2 separate regions of the Homo sapiens genome follow, and region 1 is linked to region 2. Evidence: read pairs that join two places in POLR2A ChIA-PET (ENCODE). Cell type or tissue: MCF 10A. All regions are shown on one strand. Region 1 overlaps PDLIM4 (PDZ and LIM domain 4). Region 2 overlaps MIR3936HG (MIR3936 host gene).

Evidence for each region. Peaks named below come from ENCODE experiments on the same cell type or tissue, not always from the same donor. Only the 100,000 strongest peaks of a DNase experiment are listed, where the experiment ranks them.
Region 1: POLR2A ChIA-PET joins it to region 2 with 12 read pairs; 8 of 35 experiments call an interaction of 5 or more read pairs at or near these places.

Annotation. Positions count from the first base shown.
Region 1 is chr5:132,257,882-132,262,881 of GRCh38, forward strand. It overlaps PDLIM4 (PDZ and LIM domain 4), which reads left to right. Exons shown (of 7, transcript NM_003687.4): 2 at 4,728-4,879. Among named protein-coding and RNA genes, the nearest start is that of PDLIM4, 2.7 kb to the left of the region's middle. RefSeq lists enhancers at 369-1,158, 3,149-3,268. In MCF 10A, no CTCF peak of the experiment used is centred here; DNase peaks (open chromatin) are centred at 690, 1,500, 1,770, 3,000 and 1 weaker place.
Region 2 is chr5:132,360,466-132,365,465 of GRCh38, forward strand. It overlaps MIR3936HG (MIR3936 host gene), which reads right to left. Exons shown (of 8, transcript NR_110997.1): 3 at 4,470-4,562. Among named protein-coding and RNA genes, the nearest start is that of MIR3936, 2.6 kb to the right of the region's middle. In MCF 10A, no CTCF peak of the experiment used is centred here; DNase peaks (open chromatin) are centred at 1,836, 3,066 and 4,086.

The DNA of each region.
Region 1 (5,000 bases), 100 kb before region 2:
TCGCGGTCCGCCCGGGACCCAGATCCCCTGTGTATCCGAGGCTTGAAGGCGGAGGGTTGGCCTGGGCGCCCCGCATGCTGTAGAGGCGGCTTCCAGGCAGAGGCAGGCAGCCCCAGCCGCCCTCCTCCCACGCTGGGCCTGTCTGCCCGATCCCGCGAAGAATCTCCCAAGAGTTCACGCACCCGCCTCCCCGCTGGCCTCATCTGGGGGAGCCACTGTGGACCCGGGAAGGACCCGCGGAGATGGGCCAGGGGTCTAGACAGCTCTACAGAGGCCCAGAAACTCTTCAGACTCACCCCCTGCCTGAAGATCTGGGGCAAAATGATTTAGAGCCCCCCTTCCCCTATCAGGGGTCCCTGCCGGCAGAGCTTGGTGACCCAGGGAGGTCTGGGGTCCTCGCTGAATCTGAGAAGACAGAGGTCCATCCACTTCCCACTTTGGGCGTGAGTCAGTCTCTCATTCACGACCTCAGTCACCCTAAGGGGAAGTGACCAGGAGGAATTTTGGCTTCCAGGGGAAAGGGAGACTTAACTGTGAGGTTGTGAGACCCCTCCCCACAAGATGACACAAAGCCGGGGGCCAGGACAGCCTCAGGCCCGTTCCTCAAGTTTCCCAGGGCCCTGCCTTGCCCACAGAGAAGGAAAAGGAGCCGGCACAGCCCTGGAGCGTGGCTAGTCTGAGGATAGAGGAGTGGAGGAGGTGACTCAGGCCCTGTTCGAGGGGGTGCCTGTCTAGGGGAGACAGGATCCTGGCCCAGCCTCGACATCCTCGTGTCTGGAGGGCCAAAAGAGAGGACTCAGACCCTGCCCTTGGGGGTCCCCAGCCTAAGGGACAGAAGAGGAGAGAACCCAGGCCCTGCCCTTGGCGGCTCTCAGTCTGGAAGGAGCAGAGGAGATAACCTGAAACCATCTGACGGCCATCCCTTGCTCCCACACAGGCTGATCTTGTCTTTGGGGGCCTGTGTCAGAGGCACAGAGAAGCACCTTCCCCCACCCTACTGCCACCTCTTGCCATGGGGGCTGGGCCAAGCCGGCTGGGCTTTAAGAGACTTCTGTCCAGTTCTTGGGAGGGGGTGGGCACCAGGTGGAGCGTGGAATCATGGAATCCCGTTTCTGGGGGCCAGGGTGACAGGCAGGCCCAGCTGTCCTAGGAGGCTTCCCACATCTGCCCTCACTGCCAGGTCCCTGGGGCCGAGTGAGGTGGGCCTTCAACACATCCCAGAGCCTTTCATCTCCTCTTTCCTATAGGATTCCTGCTGTGTGTGTGTGTGTGTGTGTGTGTGTGTGTACGCAAGCCTGTGTCTGCTTGTGTGTGTCATGCTGTGTGTCCGCTGAGGGGGCTGGTGGGGACACTAAGCGGGCTGGCCAGGCACCCTGGGCGTGAGGCCGCTGACAGGCTCAGTGGCGGCGGCTGACGGCTGCAGGCGGCAGGGAGCTGAGACATCTGTTGCCCACGCGGCTGCCTGCCCTCCGAGGAAAGGCCTCCACACGTCACAGCTGCGGCTGCGGCAGCAGCAGCAGCAACAGCCTTGTTTGGAGCTGACTGGGGATGCAGGCCCCAGGCAGGCAGTCTGGGAGAAGGTTTGCCAGGAAGAGCCTCCTTTGTCCCCCAAAGTCACGCGGCAGCAGCTCAGGCCCAAGGAGCCAGGATGGCTGAGGTTGGGTTTGGGTGGGATCTGGGGAGATTTACAGCGCTGGGGAGGCACAGGCCACAGCTTGCCTAGCAGGTACCTCTGGGGCAGGTCTACAGGGACTGAAGATATGTGGGAGTGTCTTCACCAGTGGGGCTCAAGATCCAGCCCCTCCCTTGCTTCCAGGACCTCCCCTACGCGGGACCTGGTAGGGAGGGACAGCCTCACACAGACAGGGAGGAGGCTATCGGCCCGGCAGGGCTGGGGGCTTGCAATCTCAGCCCATGAAGCCTCCAGGAGTCCCAAGAACATCATCCGGGGCTCCTTCCCCACAAGCTATAATGATGGCTGGCCTTGGCCAAGCATCCAGGGTGTGCCAGGCCCTACCCTAATGGGTGTTGGTAACAGCTCCCTCCAGTCCCTGTAGTGAGCACCACCTTATTTATGCCCAGCCTCCTGTGGGGGCTTTACATGCCCTGTTTTTCTCAAATAGTCCTTACAACAGCCTTTAGAAGTAAGGACTCCCTCTGGCCTTACATAGATGGAGACCCAGGCACAGAGAGGCTAATGTAATCAACCTAGAGAAGCAGAGTGGAGACAGGAGGAATCCAGGCAGTCTGCAGTTTGCTGTGACTGTGTAGGACAATGTGGCACCTGGTTCTGACTTGGACTCCCAGCCCACCACATCTAGGCTGGGTGGAGCAGGGGCTGGGAATGCAGCCACTACCGGTAAGGGGCTGATTCATGCCCTCACCGCCCACCTGACTTCACTGTTCCTGTCTCTGTTCCTTCTTTCTGTTTATCCTGTGCTTAGGAGCTAGACGGATCGGCCTGAATTCCACTCTGTCCTGTGACTTCCCGCTTAGAGCCCTCCATGGTTCCCAGCCACCCAGGAGAAATGCCAGCTTCCCACCCGGGTGTACAAGACTCTGCAATATCTGATCCCTGCCTCTTCTCTGACTTCATCTCTCCCACTCTCCCCTCACTCATGATGCTCCGGCCATACAACCTTCCTTCTTCTTTCTCTCCAGATATGCCATTATACATGCTGGTCCTTCTGCCTGGAACACTATCTCTCCCTCAGATACTCTCTTTTCCCTTACCCCCTTTGGAAGAAAAATGCAGGTGTTAAGAGCATAGTTTTAAATTTGGAATCAGGTGGCCTGGATTGAAATCTTGATTCAGTCTTTTATCAATTAACTATCCTTCTGTACTTCTCTGGACCTCCGTTTCCTGATCTAGGAAATGGGCTTGCCTTCAGGATTAATGAGATAATGCATGTAAAGGTGACTGGGAGAGTCACAATTTCTTGGCCTCACGCCCTCTCTGACCAGAACTCCCCTAGCTCAATAGAGCTGGCAGCATCCCAGCCACCACTGCTTTCAAGAAACTTCCTCCGCCCACAGAAGCCTGAATGTACCCCTTGTGCTGGCTGAGTCATCCTGCCGCAGTTAGCCGCCCCCTGAAGAAAGACTCCTCTCCAGTGTGGGGACTGGGGCATGGCATCCCTCCCCCAAGCTTCTTTCTCTTCATCTGTAAAATAGGGATGAGAACAGCCTCTGCCTCACCAGGTGGTTGAGGGGTTGCTGTGAGCTAGTTATGGGTAAAGCATAGAGCCCAGGCCCTGGCACAAGGCAGGTATCCATGAAGGGGAGGAGGCAGAGGATGGCCTTGAGGGGAGGGTGGGATGGTGCCAAGTGGGTGTCTCCCCCAGGATGACAGGCTTGCACAGGTGCCCAGGCCCTACAAGTGAACATTAATGATGGGCTAGTTGGCTGAGGGTGTCATGCTTCAGAAGAACGTTTCCTTGAGGCAGCCTACTTCAGGGCAGGTCAGCTTGGGCAGTGCCAACACCAGGCCTCCAGCCAAGGAGCTGCCAGCACCTCAGCTTTGTCCACTCACTACTGAGACCTGGCTGAACTGAGCCTAGCTGGGCTTCCAGGAGTTCCCACCAGTAGGAGCTCCCACCCAAAAGAATGGGGTCACTGGCAGCTTTTGAACCAGCTGGGCACTGGCTGGAGAGGCTGGGTAAGAAATATATTTCTAAAGGCTATGTTGGGGTCAAGGCAGGGTGAGGGGTGCTCCATGGCCTGGATTCCCCTGAGTTGCTTACTTAGATATCTCTGTGAGTCTAACTCCACCCCCCATTCTAGCCTTCTTCAGTTGACCAGCATTGTAAGAGCTTCCAGGTGTGAACACTGCTTGACCCCGAGGGGTCAATAGTGGCACTGAGGTAGCCTGAGTTCCTGTCCTGCAGGGGAAGTAGAGGTAGAATTCTGACCCCCAAACGCAGGCTGTCAGCTGGAACTGGATGGCCCTGGACTTGCTCAGGGAGGTGATGTTCAGACCTTCCCATTTTAATTATAATGAAGTATTAACATGAACAGTGTAGGGGGAAAAGGTGGTCATGGGAGCACACTGGGTAGTGAGATCCCAGAGAGGCTCCCAGAGGAAGTGGCCTCTATGCTGAGATCTGAAGGATGAGGATGTGGGAGTCAAAGGAATGTTCCAGGTGGAGGGAGCAGCTTTTGCAGAAGTGTAGAGGTGAGTGATATATGGTGCCTGTGAGCACCCCATAGACATTCACATGGTCTGGACAGAGTGTGGGTGTGGAGGTGGGGATGAGAGTTGAAATCAAGCAAGTAGGAAGGCAAGGTCACTAAGGGTTTGAATATTAGGTCAAGGTGTGTAGTCTGTCTGGTTGGGGCCTTGTCTGTGTAGGGTATCTGTGATATGTCCATGCTGTGTATGTATCTGTGAGCACCTATGTCTCCATGTGTCTCTGTGTCCCCTGCATGTCCTTGGGCACATACGCAGGCTGCAAGAACAACATCCATTTGTCCCAGCCCTGAGGAAGCCCTTCTCGTATATCCTCATGCCCTGCCAGGCCTCCAGGTGCTGGAGTTGGAGGTGTTTCCAGCAAGGCTGCAGCCAGGCTACATGGGGACCTCAACCAGCCACTCGGCTTGCCCATCCACAGGCCATGCTGGTAGCAGGCCACACTGGCTAGGTTCTGAGGTTGGAGGAGGCCTAGGGCACAGCTTGCAGCAAGACCATATCATGACTGTGCCCAGCCATCTGGCTTGTCTGCTCGCAGGTCCATGCTGGCAGCAAGGCTGCATTGGCTGCCCTGTGCCCAGGAGACCTGATCCAGGCCATCAATGGTGAGAGCACAGAGCTCATGACACACCTGGAGGCACAGAACCGCATCAAGGGCTGCCACGATCACCTCACACTGTCTGTGAGCAGGTATGCACAGGTGGGCTGGGCTGGGAGGATGGAAGGACGAGGTGGGCAGTTATGGGCAGCTGGCATTTTGGGTGAGCCCAGCTTCACACAGCCTCTCTGCCTCAGCTCCTGGGTGCCCCAT
Region 2 (5,000 bases):
TATGCCTTAAAAAAAAATTTTTTTTTTTTTGAGACGGAGTCTTGATCTGTCGCCCAGGCTGGAGTGCAGTGGTGCAATCTCCACTCATTGCAACCTCCGCCTCCGGGGTTCACTCCATTCTCCTGCCTCAGCCTCCTGAGTAGCGGGTACTACAGGTGCCCACCACAACGCCCGGCTAATTTTTTGTATTTTTGGTAGAGACGGGGTTTCACCATGTTAGCCAGGATGGTCTCGATCTCCTGACCTCATGATCCGCCTGCCTCGGCCTCCCAAAGTGCTGGGATTACAGGCATGAGCCACTGCACCCAGCCAAAAAAAATTTTTTTAAAGAGAAAGGTCTTGCTATGTTGCCCTGGCTGGCCTCAAACTCCTGGGCCCCAGCATCTTCCTGCCGCAGCCTTCCAAGAAGCTGGAACTATAGGCACATCCTCTGACTTTTTGTTCTGTGTGAGCAGGAGTCCTCAGTGAATTGGATGATGCCTGCCCACATTGGTGAGGGCGGACCTTATTTGCTCCGTCTACTGATTCAAATGCTTGTGAACCTCTCCGAACACATCCTCACAGACACAGACACAGACACAAATAATGTTTTACTTGCTATCTCATAAAATTAACCATCATGCAGACAGACCAGACCTCTAATATGGACCTACCACATGCTAACTATAGCAACTGGGTAAATTACTTTACTTCTCTTTTGTTTCTTTGCCTGTAAAGTGAAGACAAGAATATCAATCGCGTAAAGCTATTGTGAGGATGAAATGAGGTCATGTACTATTGTTAGTATTATTCTTGTAATAATACAATAGCAGAGCAAATTGATACTTGCCCAGGACCTCCTAATTTCTGCCTTAACCTGGCATCTAGCTTAGAACACATTAACATAGTTAATAACTTATATTATCCAAATTTAACTCAGCCAAGACCTCCTGATCTCCTTCGATGGAATTTTACTCTAAGATGACTGTATTCCCTAGGGAAACCTATGTGTTCCTATATGACTTCTCTCCTGGGTGATTCTGTCCAGACCCATGGCCTTAAATACCATCTATATGTGAATGATTCCCTAATTTATATCTCATTCTGATCTCTTTTATGACCTTCAGACTCATATATCCAGCCGTCTATTTGACATTTTGACTTGGATGTCTAATAGACATCCCAAAATTGCATTTAAAATAAAACTCTTGCACAGGCAACAAAAGAAAAAATAGAAAAATTGGGCTACATCAAAAATGTAAAACTTCTGTGCGTAAAAGGATATAATCAATAGTGAAAAGGCATAGAATGGGAGAAAATATTTGCAAATCATGTATCTGATAAGTGGTTCATATCCCAAATATGTAAAGAACTCCTACAATTCAACAACAACAAAAAAAAAACCTGATTTTAAAATGGGCAAAAGAGTTGAGTAGACATTTCTCCAAAGAAAATATATAAATTGCCAATAAGCACATGAAAAGATGCTCAACATAATTAATAATTAGGGAAATGCAAATAAAACCACAATGAAATACCACTTTATACCCATTAGGATAGCTTCTGTAAAAAAACAAAAACAAACAAAACAACAACAACAGCAAAACCACAGAAAATAACAAGTATTGGCGAGGACGTGGAGAAACTGGAACTCTTGTGCACTGTTGGTGGGAATGTAAAATGGTACAGCTACCGGGGAAAACAGTATGGCAATTCCTTAAAAAAATTAAACATAGAATTACCACATGATCCAGCAATTCCACTTCTGGGTATATACCCAAAGAATTAAAAGCAAGTACTCAAATAGATACTTGTACATACATGTTCACAGCAGCATTAGTCACAACAGGCAAAAGATGGAAGCAACCCAAGTGTCCATCAGTGGATGAATGGGTAAACAAAATGTAGTATACATATATAATGGCATATTATTCAGTCTTAAAAAGGAAGGAAATTCTGACATATGCTACAACATGGATGAACCTTGAAGACATTATGCTAAGTGACAATAAAAGCGAGTCACAAAAGGACAAATACTATGTGATTCCACTTATGAGAGTGGTCAAATTCATAGAGACTTCTGTATTATAGAAGGGTTTTCGGGGCTAGGGTAAGGAGGGGAGTGGGGAGTTAGTGTTTAATAGGTACAGAGTTTCAATTTTGCAAGATGAAAAGAGTTCTCTACAGATGGATGATGGTGATGGTTGCACAATGTGAATGTACTTAATGCCCTTAAGAGTGGTTAAAATGGTAAATTTTATGTTATGTGTATTTCACCACAATTTTTAAAAAGCAAAAAATAAAAATAAAAAACTCTTAATTTCCCAAACCCCCACCCCATCAAATCTCCCCATTTCAAAAACAAACATGAAAAGCTATAAAGTTGCTCAGGCTAAAAATCCAGGAGTCATCCTTAATTTCCTTCCCTCATGCCCACATCCAATAGTAAATCATGTCACCTTTTTCCTCCAAAAATATTCTGAATTCATCCATTTATCTCTTCCACAGTTACCACTCTAGTTCAGGCCATCATAAGCTCTTGCCTATAATGCTGCAATGCTTTCTAATCAGTCAACCTGCTTTCATTCTTGTCCTCTACAGTCCCTTCTCTATATAGCAGCCAGAATGTTCCTTTTATGCTAGAAGTAAGACCTTATGCTTTTCTCTGCCTGAAAATACTCTGATAGGCCAGGCACGGTGGCCCACACCTATAATCCTAGCACTTTGGGAGGCCAAAGTGGGCAGCATTCAAGACCAGCCTGGGCAACATGGCAAAATCCCATCTCTACAAAAAATACAAAAATTAGCCAGGTGTGGTGCGTGTAGTCCTAGCTTCTGGGGAAGATGAGGTGTGAGGATCACTTAAGCCCAGGAGGCAGAAGTTGCAGAGAGTCAAGATCATGCCACTGCACTCCAGCCTGGGTGACAGTGAGACCCTGTCTCAAAAAAGAAAAAATATTCTGGTAGTGTTCCATCTAGAATAAAATCCAAACTCCTTGCCACTATCTACAAGGCACTAGACAATTTGGCTTCCATAAAAACTGGCCTCCTGCCAATGTCTCTGACTTATGTTCCAACATTACTCACTTTGATCACTATGTTCTAGTCACGCTGGTCTTCTCTCCGTTACTTAGTCACCCCGAGCACATCCCTTACCTCACAGTCTTTGTACTTGCTGCTCTTCTGCTTAGTACACCTGCTTCCCAGATCTTCACATGACAGATTCCTTCTCGTCCTTTGCCTCTCAGCTCAGATATCACTTTCTCAGAAACATGTTCACTTACCATTCATCTAAAGCAGCTACCCAATGACTGTCATTCTATACCATTACTCTCTTTTCTTTCACCTTGGCAATTACCACTACTTGAAGTTTGTATTTATTTGTACAAGTTTATTGTCAGCCTCTCCATCCTCCAAGTAAAATACGAGCTCCATGAAAACAGATAGCTTGTTTCTTTCCTCAGTTCCCAGAACTCGGAACAGTGTTTGGCACACATCAGTCTATTCATATGTTTGCCAAATGAACGAAGAAGTAAAAACCACTAGTGACCCAATTTTCCTGCCATGTCATATATATACATAAAAGTCTTTTGGGAAAACTCATATTTCTATATTGGCCCTCACTAATGTCTTTTCCATCTATTCTAGAATGCAATAACCAGTCTTTAAAATGCAAGCAGAATATTTCACATTTCATTTTTGCAGGTATCTCTGAGGGGAATGAATTTACATTTCTACTACCACAAATAGGATGGTCAAGTTTGTTGCAATGCAAAATTTTTTCTGTGGAATTCAAAAACTGTCCTGTACCTCTTGAAGCCGAATTGTGGGGTTTCACATTGGAAATTACACTCATCTAAAGAAACAGTCTGGACATTTAAGTCCTTAAACAGTTGTTCAAAGTATTTTATTACATACTTTTTCTAGTCTTCAGAATGTTTCAAGGTCCATTGTCTTCATGGCTAGTTACCTGTCTGTCCAGGCCAAACAAACTGGAGTTAAAATGCAGAATCACATAACAGCAGAAATGTGATTTCTCATTCTATTGTGCAATCCAACAGAATTGTGCCAAGTCTTGCTAGGCTGACGCTGCTCTACTCTGCCCAAATGCCAATATGCATTGGGGTGATGACATCCCACTTGGGATATTGTCTGATGACACAGACAGACTTCTCTGTTTCTCCACTCTTGGGTCATATAATTCAATGTTCTGGGGCTGAGGCAAATAATGTCTTACAGTGATTTTGGCAAGAAAAAAACAGCTATTTCAGATTTTGTTCAAGTTCCCCTAGTCATGTCAGACCCCATTGACTTCAGTAGGGATGGCACCATGTTCAAGAGGCTGAAGAAGAGACCTAGAACCAGAAACTGAGACATAAGGTTTATTGAGGGGACTTACAATACAGGGCAGTCCAGTGGCAGTGGGCTGGGCAGGAGAACCAAAACTCCTTGTAAAAAGCATGCAATTGGCCAGGCGTGGTGGCTCATACCTGTAATCCCAGCGCTTTGGGAGGCTGAGGCAGGTGGATCACCTGAAGTCAGGAGTTTGAGACCAGGCTGACCAACATGGGGAAACCCTGACTCTACTAAATACAAAAAATTAGCCGGGCCTGGTGGTGGGCACCTGTAATCCCAGCTACTTGGGAGGCTGAGACAGCAGAATCACTTGAACCCAGGAGGCGGAGGTTGCAGTGAGCCGAGATTGCACCATTGCACTCCAGCCTGGGCAACAAGAGCAAAAACTCTGTCTCAAAAAAACAAAAACAAACAAAAAACACCATGCAGTTTATATAACATTTTTACTTAACACCTTTCCCCTAGCAACCTCCACCAGGCAACCTTCATTTAACCTAAAACAAAGGGCTTTGATCGCCTCGTAGGGCCTGCATTCTACAGGATGGGCTGGGGGTGGGAGCAGTTCAGAAGTTCGTCATAGATAAGAAATGAAATATCTGGGTTGGCCACTCCCAGATTCCTTAGCTTGGAGCTCTGAACACACATTCTTCTTAGACCATAGGGTC